2 separate regions of the Homo sapiens genome follow, and region 1 is linked to region 2. Evidence: chromatin contacts called from ENCODE Hi-C or POLR2A ChIA-PET data. All regions are on one chromosome and are shown on one strand. Each heading gives the region's core, a stretch centred on a gene start or an enhancer-like site at or near the end of the contact. The rest is flanking DNA. Distances are from core to core; before and after follow the strand shown. Region 1 has its middle 17 kb from the start of CLMP. Region 2 overlaps CLMP (CXADR like cell adhesion molecule).

What was found. A loop is a pair of places that touch in the nucleus more often than their neighbours do. ChIA-PET counts read pairs that join two places held with the same protein, here RNA polymerase II (POLR2A).
Region 1: a loop to region 2 is called in a map with no recorded cell type, with 7 times the contacts of the local background. The contact joins two enhancer-like sites. A Hi-C loop is called at or near these places in 1 of 37 single-sample maps with no recorded cell type. POLR2A ChIA-PET finds 5 or more read pairs at or near these places in 6 of 52 experiments (A673, AG04450, Caco-2 and 3 more).

What each region holds. Positions count from the first base shown.
Region 1 is chr11:123,210,244-123,214,897 of GRCh38, forward strand. No RefSeq gene overlaps it. Among named protein-coding and RNA genes, the nearest start is that of CLMP, 17 kb to the left of the region's middle. Within about 2 kb of position 3,253, at least 2 of the 41 ENCODE cell types and tissues checked have a DNase peak (open chromatin) inside an H3K27ac peak, as active enhancers do; they include A673, where a contact is called at or near this core.
Region 2 is chr11:123,172,898-123,177,772 of GRCh38, forward strand. All of the region lies in intron 1 of CLMP (CXADR like cell adhesion molecule), which reads right to left. Among named protein-coding and RNA genes, the nearest start is that of CLMP, 20 kb to the right of the region's middle. Within about 2 kb of position 2,059, at least 13 of the 41 ENCODE cell types and tissues checked have a DNase peak (open chromatin) inside an H3K27ac peak, as active enhancers do; they include A673, where a contact is called at or near this core.

The sequences.
Region 1 (4,654 bases), core at 2,003-4,502, 39 kb after region 2:
GAGCAGGGATTCCACGAGAGCAGGGATTTAAAAACAATCTCTCATGGAAAAATTTTAAACCTAAAAGGAAATAGAAAGAATAGTGAAACCTCTGTGTTTCAACTCCTCACTTTGACAATTATCTACACCAGGCTGATCAGTTTCATCTGCTCCATCTTTATCCGGAACCCCCTCGTCAACCTCCATCGTTCTGAAGCAAATGAGGAAAAAATATCAGACTGGCCATTCTGAGCTCCTGTTTTACAGTCCAGCAGCCCCTATGCTGGCAATAAAAATAAGCTCTGAGGATGGGAAGAAGGGATCAAGGAAGACTCATCAGTTTACCTTTAATTCCAATTTTATGTATTTATTATTATTTTTTTTAAATTTAAAGATGGGGATTTCTCTATGTTGCCCAGATTGGCCTTAAACTCCTGGACTCAAGTAATCCTCCCTCCTCAGCAATAGAAAATTTTGGGATTTCAGGCATGAGCTACAATGCCCAGCTTAATTCCTGTCTTTTTTTCTATTTTTTATTTTTTTATTTTTTTTTTCTTTGAGACGGAGTCTCATTCTGTCGCCCAGGCTGGAGCGCAGTGGCGTGATCTCGGCTCACTGCAAGCTCCGCCTCCCAGGTTCACGCCATTCTCCTGCCTCAGCCTCCTGAGTAGCTGGGACTACAGGCGCCCGCCACCACGCCTGGCTAATTTTTTTTGTATTTTTAGTAGAGACGGGGTTTCACTGTGGTCTCGATCTCCTGACGTCGTGATCCGCCTGCCTCGGCCTCCCAAAGTGTTGGGATTACAGGCGTGAGTCACCGCGCCCGACCAATTCCTCTTTTAAACACAAAGAAGCAGTCACTTATTTTGCCCCTTAAAATTGTCACCAAGTCTCCGTGCAACATATGCAGACTCTAACAAAGGGCAATGCAAAAGAAGCTCATCCCTGGATCAGTTAAAAATAAAAGGGCTGCAGTCTGTGCTTCCTAGAGTGTGTTCTGCATCCAGCAGCCTGATCCTAATGATAAACAAATAATATTCTACTCTGGGGGGCGGGTAAAGCTCTGGAGAGCAGAAATATGTGCACGGTTCAAGAGGCTTAGTGCAGTAGGCAGGAGCTGGGAGGCTTGGAGTCTGGGTGGTCTGCAAGTCACAGATTGTGGATGGAGACTGCTCTGGTTCCCCAACCCCCCTTCTCATGGAAATCCCTCTGTTCTGAGTCTGCAGCTCCCCTTCCCCTTGCTCTGCTCCCTTTATTCTGCTCCACTTCCATGCCCAATTATGGAGCAGAAAAACTAGAGGGGCAAAGGAAGGAGGGTGAAGGAAATTTGGAAAAACTCAAGTAGTCATACATATCCTTAAGCCAGTCAAGAAGAGGTGAGGCCGACGGCACTTGGGTGGGAGTGTACGCAAAGGGAAACGGCTGTCGAGAAGTCTGGGCATGACCGTGGCTGGGGAGTGGAGTCTCTGCTCAAGGCATGTCTTCTTTTGATCCCCATCCAAGGATTCCCAGTCCCTAAAGTGCCAAGAGGGCCTCAGCCAAGCGTGGACTCTTTTGTGCCTTTGTCATCGAGGTGTCATAAGCAACGCCACAGAAAGGTGCTAATAGCACAGTGCTTTTCAGACTGGGTTACTTCAGCCTCTTGGATTAGGGGAACTACAGAAGATTTATGGAACACCTTGATGGGATTCAATTTTACCAAAGACTTTTTTTTCAGGGGGGATTGCTATTTTTAGTATTAAAATAATTGTGAGTATATGATGAAATAGAATGTAAAATTTTAATGAATTTATGAAGATAAACACAAGAATTTAAAGACGTGTCCCAATTCTAGTGGCCTATTTAAAGAGGTATTTTCTTTCTCCCGTCCTTAGGAGTATTTGGGGAGAATGTGACGGGAGCTGCCCGATGTTCCCGGGGATCGATGAGCTGTTAGGGTTCTGGGATCTCCGCCCACCTGACTGGTCATCTCTTATTTCCTGTCAGCCCGTGAGGCTGGCTATTTCATGGTCTCCTGGGATGGGCTCACCCTTTCCTTTCTCCAAGCTTTTGTCCAAACAGTCACTTATGTTTGAGACAAGCTATCACCTTCTGACAACCACATCATGTCTCTTCTTCTCTTTACAATGAAATTGAAGGTCATTTTTTTCCCAGGAAGATTTCTCCGACTAAGCTAGGAGAACTGACTCTCCAAAGAGAATCTATAAGAATACCAGGCTGGGATGCCAAAACTACATGCTGATACAAAGCATTTGCAAAGGTTTGTATAAAACTTATTGCACAAAACTGTCAAATGCCTGTCTTATTTAGTAATCATTAAAACCCCATGAATTATACAGGGCAAGGATTATTTATAATTCTCATCTACCAGCCAAGTGATGGAGCATGGCAGAGGTTAAGTAACTTGCCCAAAACCACACAACTAGGAAGTGGTTCTTTTGACTCTCTAAAGAAAAATTATCCAAAACTTGGAAATAAAGGGGGAGAGTGACTGCGTGTTCTCTCAGTGTCACACTGGGGCACTGTTTAAAAACTCTTCTAAAGATTATTTAGTTCTGTAGGCAAAGTCAGCTTCCTGGGCATGCAACCTGTGCCATCATTATCCTAAACTCAGAACCCTGAGTTTAGGGGGGCCCCTCATTTGTTTAATGCTCAGCTGTTGCTGTCTTGAAATTCTCTTTTTTTTTTTTTTTTTTTTTGAGACAGAGTTTCACTCCTGTCTTCCAGGCTGGAGTTCAGTAGCACCATTTCGGCTCACTGCAACCTCGGCCTCCCAGATTCAAGTGATTCTCCTGCCTCAGCCTCCCAAGTAGCTGGGGTTACAGGCGTCTGCTACCACACCCGGCTAATTTTTGTATTTTTAGTAGAGACGGGGTTTCACCAATGTTTGCCAGGCTAGTCTTGAACTCCTGACCTCAAGTGATCTCTCTGCCAGAGCCTCCCAAAGTGCTAGAATTACAGGCATGAGCCACCATGCCCGACCTAAATTCTTCAAAATTTTTGAACAAAGGCCTCTGAATTTTTTTTGCACTGGGTCCAGCAAATTGTGTAGTTGATTCTGTCTCCAGGATAATAAATATCCCAACTGACCTTGTTATTTGCAATTAAGGGCTCAGCTCTGTGAAGTTGCCTGTTAACCTGTAGATATGGATCCGGTAGGGAAGCAAATGATTTCTGTCCATTAGCAAGTGTAATCTATACTTTTATTGCCCTGTGGAACATTAACTAGATTTGTCCCTGACTTTAAAAAACTTCCTGCGGTGCGCCTTTCCCTACGGGCTATAAAAACCCTGCTTCCTCAATTGCTCTTGGCGTCAGCTTTCCCATCTTACTGATTCCCTTTATGGATTAATAAATTAAATGACATCTTTGACAAGTGCTCATTTTATTCTGGAAGAGAATTATGTTTTTAAGTCTTTTCGGGAAATTATGCTTTGAAAGCTTTGCATTCCAAGCTCCTTCCATCATATTATGCTACTGAAGTCGCACTTTTCTCTTCCATCTGCTGATCGGGAGCCCACGCCGAGTCTGTTTGCGCACTGATGTTTACGCATTTTAGGCACAACTATTATTTTTGCTTGTCTTCTCACTCTTGGTATCCTGTAAATTCTTTTAAAATTGTATTTACTGATTTTTAAAAAGTGGATAATACATCCGCATGGTTCAAATTCAAAAGTTCAAAGGGTATATAGTGAAAATTTCGCTCCCATCACTATCCCAGGCACCCAGTTTTCTTCTCCAAGACAACATGTATGACTTCTACCATTTAATTTTACATATACCTTCAAATATGTGTATATATTCTTTTTGTTTGTTTTTTTCTACAAATAGTAGAACGAATATTCATATCATTGTCCTGCAACTTCCTCCTTTCACTTAACAATATATTCTGGAGGTTATTGAATTTTAGTGCATAAGGAACAAAAAACTGAAAAAAACCTCCCTCATTGTTTTATGGCTATATACTATTCCACTGGATAGGTTTACCATAATTTAACCATTATTTTATTTATGTGTGTGTATGATCTAAATGCCTCAAAGTGGATCTTATTAATAGATATTTAGTTGTTCACTATTGTTTGATATAATGAGCAATGATGCATTGAATAACTGTGTACATATATAGTTTTGCATGTGTGTATATGTATATATATACATATATATATACACACACATATAGATATATACATATATACATGAGATAAATGCCCAGAAATGAAATTGGTTGGTCAAAGAACATATACATTTATAATTTCTGACGTTTTTGAGAAATTACTCTCCAGCAAGGTTGTATCAATTTATTTCCACTTCTGCCGGGAATGTTCCAGAGCCCTTGCCAACACCACAACAGAGTGTATTTTGACATTTTTCAACTTCGAGATGGGAGATGGTATCTCATAGTTTTTACTTGCATTTCTTTAGTTAATAATGAGATGAAGCTTTTAAAATATATTTGAGAATAATTTCTTTTTCTGGGAACTGCCTTTTCATATCCACTGCCAATTTTTCTATTCGCTCACTAGTCTGTGATATAAGTGGTAAATATCATCTTCCCCTAGATTGTCTTTTTTAAAAAATAAAAAACTTTGTTTATGGTGGTTTTACTATGTGGACTTTTGTTTGATGCTGTCGAATTTGTCAATATTTCTTTCTATGGCTTCTAGTTTTCTGTCAG
Region 2 (4,875 bases), core at 809-3,308:
AATGTTTTTTAAAGAGGTTTGTGCTGTTTGCACCCCACTAATAATGTATGAGCACTTCCAGAGGGATGTTTCTATAAGGGCCATAGTATTTTCCTTGTCACCATTTTGCATGACACCTTTTCAGGATGCATGAGATGTCACACCTTGCACCCTTAGATACAAACCCAGAGCTTCACTCTCAAGGTTAACATCCTCTTTTCCTAGACTTCTCTAGAACAATTATTAGTAAAAGCAGATATGGTTTGCTTTAATCTCTTACAAAGAGCTCGGTTCTGGGACAGGATGGTAGGTAAGATCCCCTGTTGGGAACAAGCCAGTGCCAGCTGCAGTGCTGATATGACAGCATGTGTAATTTCCCATGATATGAGACTGTTTTATGGCTGGAGCCAGCACATAGCCTGGGTTTTCTTGGAGAGTCCCTGTTCTATCCTGTTATTCCAAAAGTATTCTCAAGCCAGTCAGACCACAAAGTGACTTCTATTTGTAACACACAGTCTTACATGAATGCATTCATGGACACATGTAGATGTGGGCCGACATTCCTTTTTATACATGCCAGATGGAAGTCTGCGTGTAATAACCACAAGGGAATGACTGCATAGTGCCTGGCTCATTACAAAATATTTTAATGCATATGATCTCATCTTGAGGTTTGGGGTGATTAAGGAAAAGAGCACAGGCTTGGCAATAAGGTATATACTAGTTTGTGACTTTGGCCACATTTCTTAACCTCTAAGAGCCTCATCCTCCTCTGTAAAATGGGAGTTAGTGTCCTTGTTTTGCAGATGAGGAAACTGAAGCTCAGGAATAAGTGACTTGCCTAAGATCACAGAGCTGATAAATAACAGCTCTGTCCAGGATGCCGCACTCCTTCACCACATCAAAAAAAAATTCCAGGCCTGGGCTGAGTGCTGTGGATCAGACCTGTAATCTCAACAGTTTGGGAGATCAAAGTGGGTGGATCGCTTGAGCTCAGGAGTTCGAGACCAGCCTGGGCAATATGGTGAAATCTCATCTCTACAAGAAATCCAAAAAATTAGCTGGGCATGGTGGTGCATACCTGTAGTCCCAGCTACTTGGGAGGCTGAGGTGGGAGGACCACCTGAGTCTGGGAAGTTGAGGCAGCAGTGAGCTGTGATCTCGCTACTGCATTCCAGCCTGGGCAACAGGTGGGACCCTGTTTCAAAAAAAATTTTTTTTAATAAAACAAAAAATAAAAATTCCAGGCTTAGAAATTTAAACTTCTTAAGTTTAACCTTAACCTTTCCACCTTACATAGAGGCCAAGACATTGTCCTTCAGAGCAAGCTCTTCCTACACGTAATTACATGCTCCTTCTACTGCACTGTGCTACCTCATATCTCCCTCCACATCAGTTCTTTTGGGAACAGGAAATAGCTTAAAAGTGTTCTGTTTCATACTATGTATAATAGGAAATTCTGATTGTTTCCTTCCTTCTTATTCAGGGAAACAAGATGGTTAATGGGAAGGGATGGCATAGGCAAAGATCATCTGGACTAGGCGACATCCTATCCTGAATCCAGCTTCTCTTCCATCTGGACACTAAAGCTCTATCTCCCAAAATATAATATTTCATATCTAGGCCTGACATTGGGTCTCCTTGAGTTGTTTTGTTAAGCACTGAAAAAATAAATAAAAGAGCCTCCCACTTGCCCACTTGCTGCCTCCTTCCTCCTTTGGAAGATGTGTCTGGTCTCTGGGGAGACTTTTGCAATGGCTGACCTTGCTGGTCTATCCATCTTCTAAAGGCCCTTCTGTCTAGAGGTGGCAACCTAATGTCCTTTATATTCTCTCTTTTTTAAGGCCCCATGAATTTTCTTTAATCTAGAAATTAGGAAGCACTTAGGATTTTTTAAATGGTTATCTAAGGGTTATTTAATTCATCACCCTGTTACTCAACCCAGCATTCCTTCCCTGGATTAAAGCCATCTGGTGTGTGCTCATTGTGAAACATACTAGTGGAATGTTAATGCCTGTATTTTGGAAGCAGAGGCAAGGAAAGAGGGGAAAGGGGCTCTCTATTGCAAAAGTGGTAGCTTTTCTTTGGTGTTTTAGAGACAAGATCTCGTTCTGTCACGCCAGCTGGAGTATGGTGATGCAATCACGGTTTGGTGCAGCCTTAAACTCCTGAGATCAAGTGATCCTCCTGCCTCTGTCTCTCTAGTAGCCGGGACTGTGGGCCTGCACCACCATGCCTGACTTATTAAAAAAAATTTTTTTTAAGAGACGGGGTGTATTAGTCCATTTTCACACTGCTATAAAGAACTTCCCTGAGACTGGGTAATTTATAAAGAAAGGTTTAATTGACAGTTCTGCGTAGCTGGGGAGGCCTCAGGAAACTAATAATCACGGTGGAAGGGGAAGCAGACACCTTCACAAGGCAGCAAGAGAGAGAAGAGCAAAGAAGGAACTTCTAAACACTTATAAGACCAACAGATCTCACGAGAACTCACTCACTATCATGAGAACAGCATGGGGGGAACCACCCCATGATCCAGTCACCTTCCTCCCTCAACATGTGGGGATTACGGGTCCCTCCCTTGACAGGTGGGGATTACAAATTGAGATGAGATTTGAGTGAGGACACAGAGCCAAAGAATATCACAAGGTCTCACTATATCACCCAGGCTGACGGGCTCAAGAGATCCTCCCTCCTCAGCCTCCTGAGTAGTTGGGACTACAGGTGTGAGTCACCACGCCCAGCTTGCTTTTCCTTTATCTTTTATGCAAAAATACAGTTTGAAGTATTTTAGCTTTGGCTCAATTATTATTTATTTGAGGCATTGCATTGGTTGACAAAGGCTGCAAGCTTATGAGTCTCCGTGTCAACTCAATGGGTTCCATATATTGAAGAAACTTGAGAGGAAGATGTTTGTCATCTAGATCCTGCATAGAAAGAGCTCACTCTGAAAGATCACATCCTGGCCTTTGCATCAGGTGGAAACTTGAAGATTCATAGAAGTTTTGACTCCTGCAGCTGTGAGTTGCCTCAAGAAATCTTATTTTAGTTAGTTACCAAATGCTAGCCATTCCCTAGCACTAGAGTGTAAACTTAGGCCACTGGTCCTTGACATTTTCATTGCCTCACAGGGGAGTAAGAAAAAATATAGATGATGTAATCTGCATGTGTATAAAATAAGGTGTTATTAAAATACTTAGAATAGTGTCTAGTGTACATTTAGCACTCACTAAGTGTTAGCTATTGGAAACAGAGAGCTGTCCATGAATGGTTGCCAACTGCCTTTTTATCTTTGTTTTTGAAATTCTGCTTCTTTTTAGGAATAATTTTAACAGCAGGATGGTAGTTTGTATTTTGGTTTAAAACTATAGTCAATAATATTCTAAAAGTGAGCCCCTGATTTTGTGCCCAAGTTTATTTTTGAAATTACACTAGTTCCTGAAATAAAAAAAAAATTGAGAAACACTCATTTAGGCATGTCTGTATTTGAAATCACACTTTGATGTATAAAGATTCCTCTTTGAGTGACCCAAGGAAGCTTAACCATTTGGGCGTTTTGTTCAAGGAATGAGTATCTCTGGAAGGGAAATGGTAGGCTGGTGGCCCGCAGGCACCACTACTCCACAGGCTTCCTTTGAAGGTTGAGACTGAGCCAGTGGGACCCTAGTTGCTGAGATTCCACCCCCATGCTGGTAACTATTCCCTCTCACTTTGAATGCCTGTTCTCTCCTGGCTCCTTAGCACCAGCTGGGGCTGTTGGAGGTGGGAGCTATATCTGACCCCAGAAGCAGCCTTACCAGTGACAATCTGTCAGGCCAAGCCTTACCTTTGCTTGGAGTTAACAGTGCATGTGAAGGAGACAGTGTATGCATCTCCCTGGTTCTATTTATATTACACACAGAGAATCACCATTTTGGGTGTCATATACTAATACTTTATATGTGGCATGTGGTGTGACAGACACAAGGGTAGTGCTATGCTCAGCTCTAAGTCCTGCCTTGAGGTTTAGGACAAAGTGGGTCATTCACTTGTCCATTCAACAAGTACCCACTGAGTACCACATGTTAGCCACTACAGAGGATGCAAAGAAGAATCAGATCAGCACCATGCCTACAGAGAGCTTATGGTCTAGAAAGTGAAAGAATACGTGTGAATCATCACATTTTGAAGGGTAGCAGGTGCGGGTGATTGTTGCCATAACAGAAAGTTCATGAGAGCTTAGAGTAGACAGAGATTAATTTGATGGAGGGGAATATAGACAGTCTTAGGGTAAAGATGGTACTTAGGCCATTTAGAGGCAGTCCTAGAGCAGGCTTCTGTCTGAATTCAGAGCCCTTCCCTCAAAATCCTCACTGCTTTGGGGTGTTTTTGCTCCTTTGATGCAGTGTGTATTTGGGAGGTGCGGTCTTAGGAAGCAAAAATGAGGCAATAGGAAGCAGATGGGAGGGTGGGGAGTGGACATTGGCCCTGTGCCTCCTGTCTCCTGAGCATCTTCTTGGAGGCTCTGGTGGGTCACTTCATCCTTGCTGAATCAGGAACCCTCAGCTGGAGGACCAACACGTTTGGGTTACATTTACGTCATCTTTCAGCCCCAAGGACTTAATGGTAAATTTATTCTTGAACTCACATGAGGGGTTCATGGGAATCTGAAGAAGCCAAACAGGGCTGTAAACATGGATTCTGGGCCTCAAGATCAAAACAAATCATCAAACTACAAAGTTGTATGGGAATCCAGAAGCAAAGGGAGGATGACAGGTTCTATACAGTCTGGACTATAGCTGAGATTGCAGGCATGAGCCACTGTGCCCAGCCTTGAGATGCCATCCTTTTTGGGTTTATGACACATGTTTAAAACATCTTGATTGTGGTGATGTTTCATGGGCATATATGAAACTC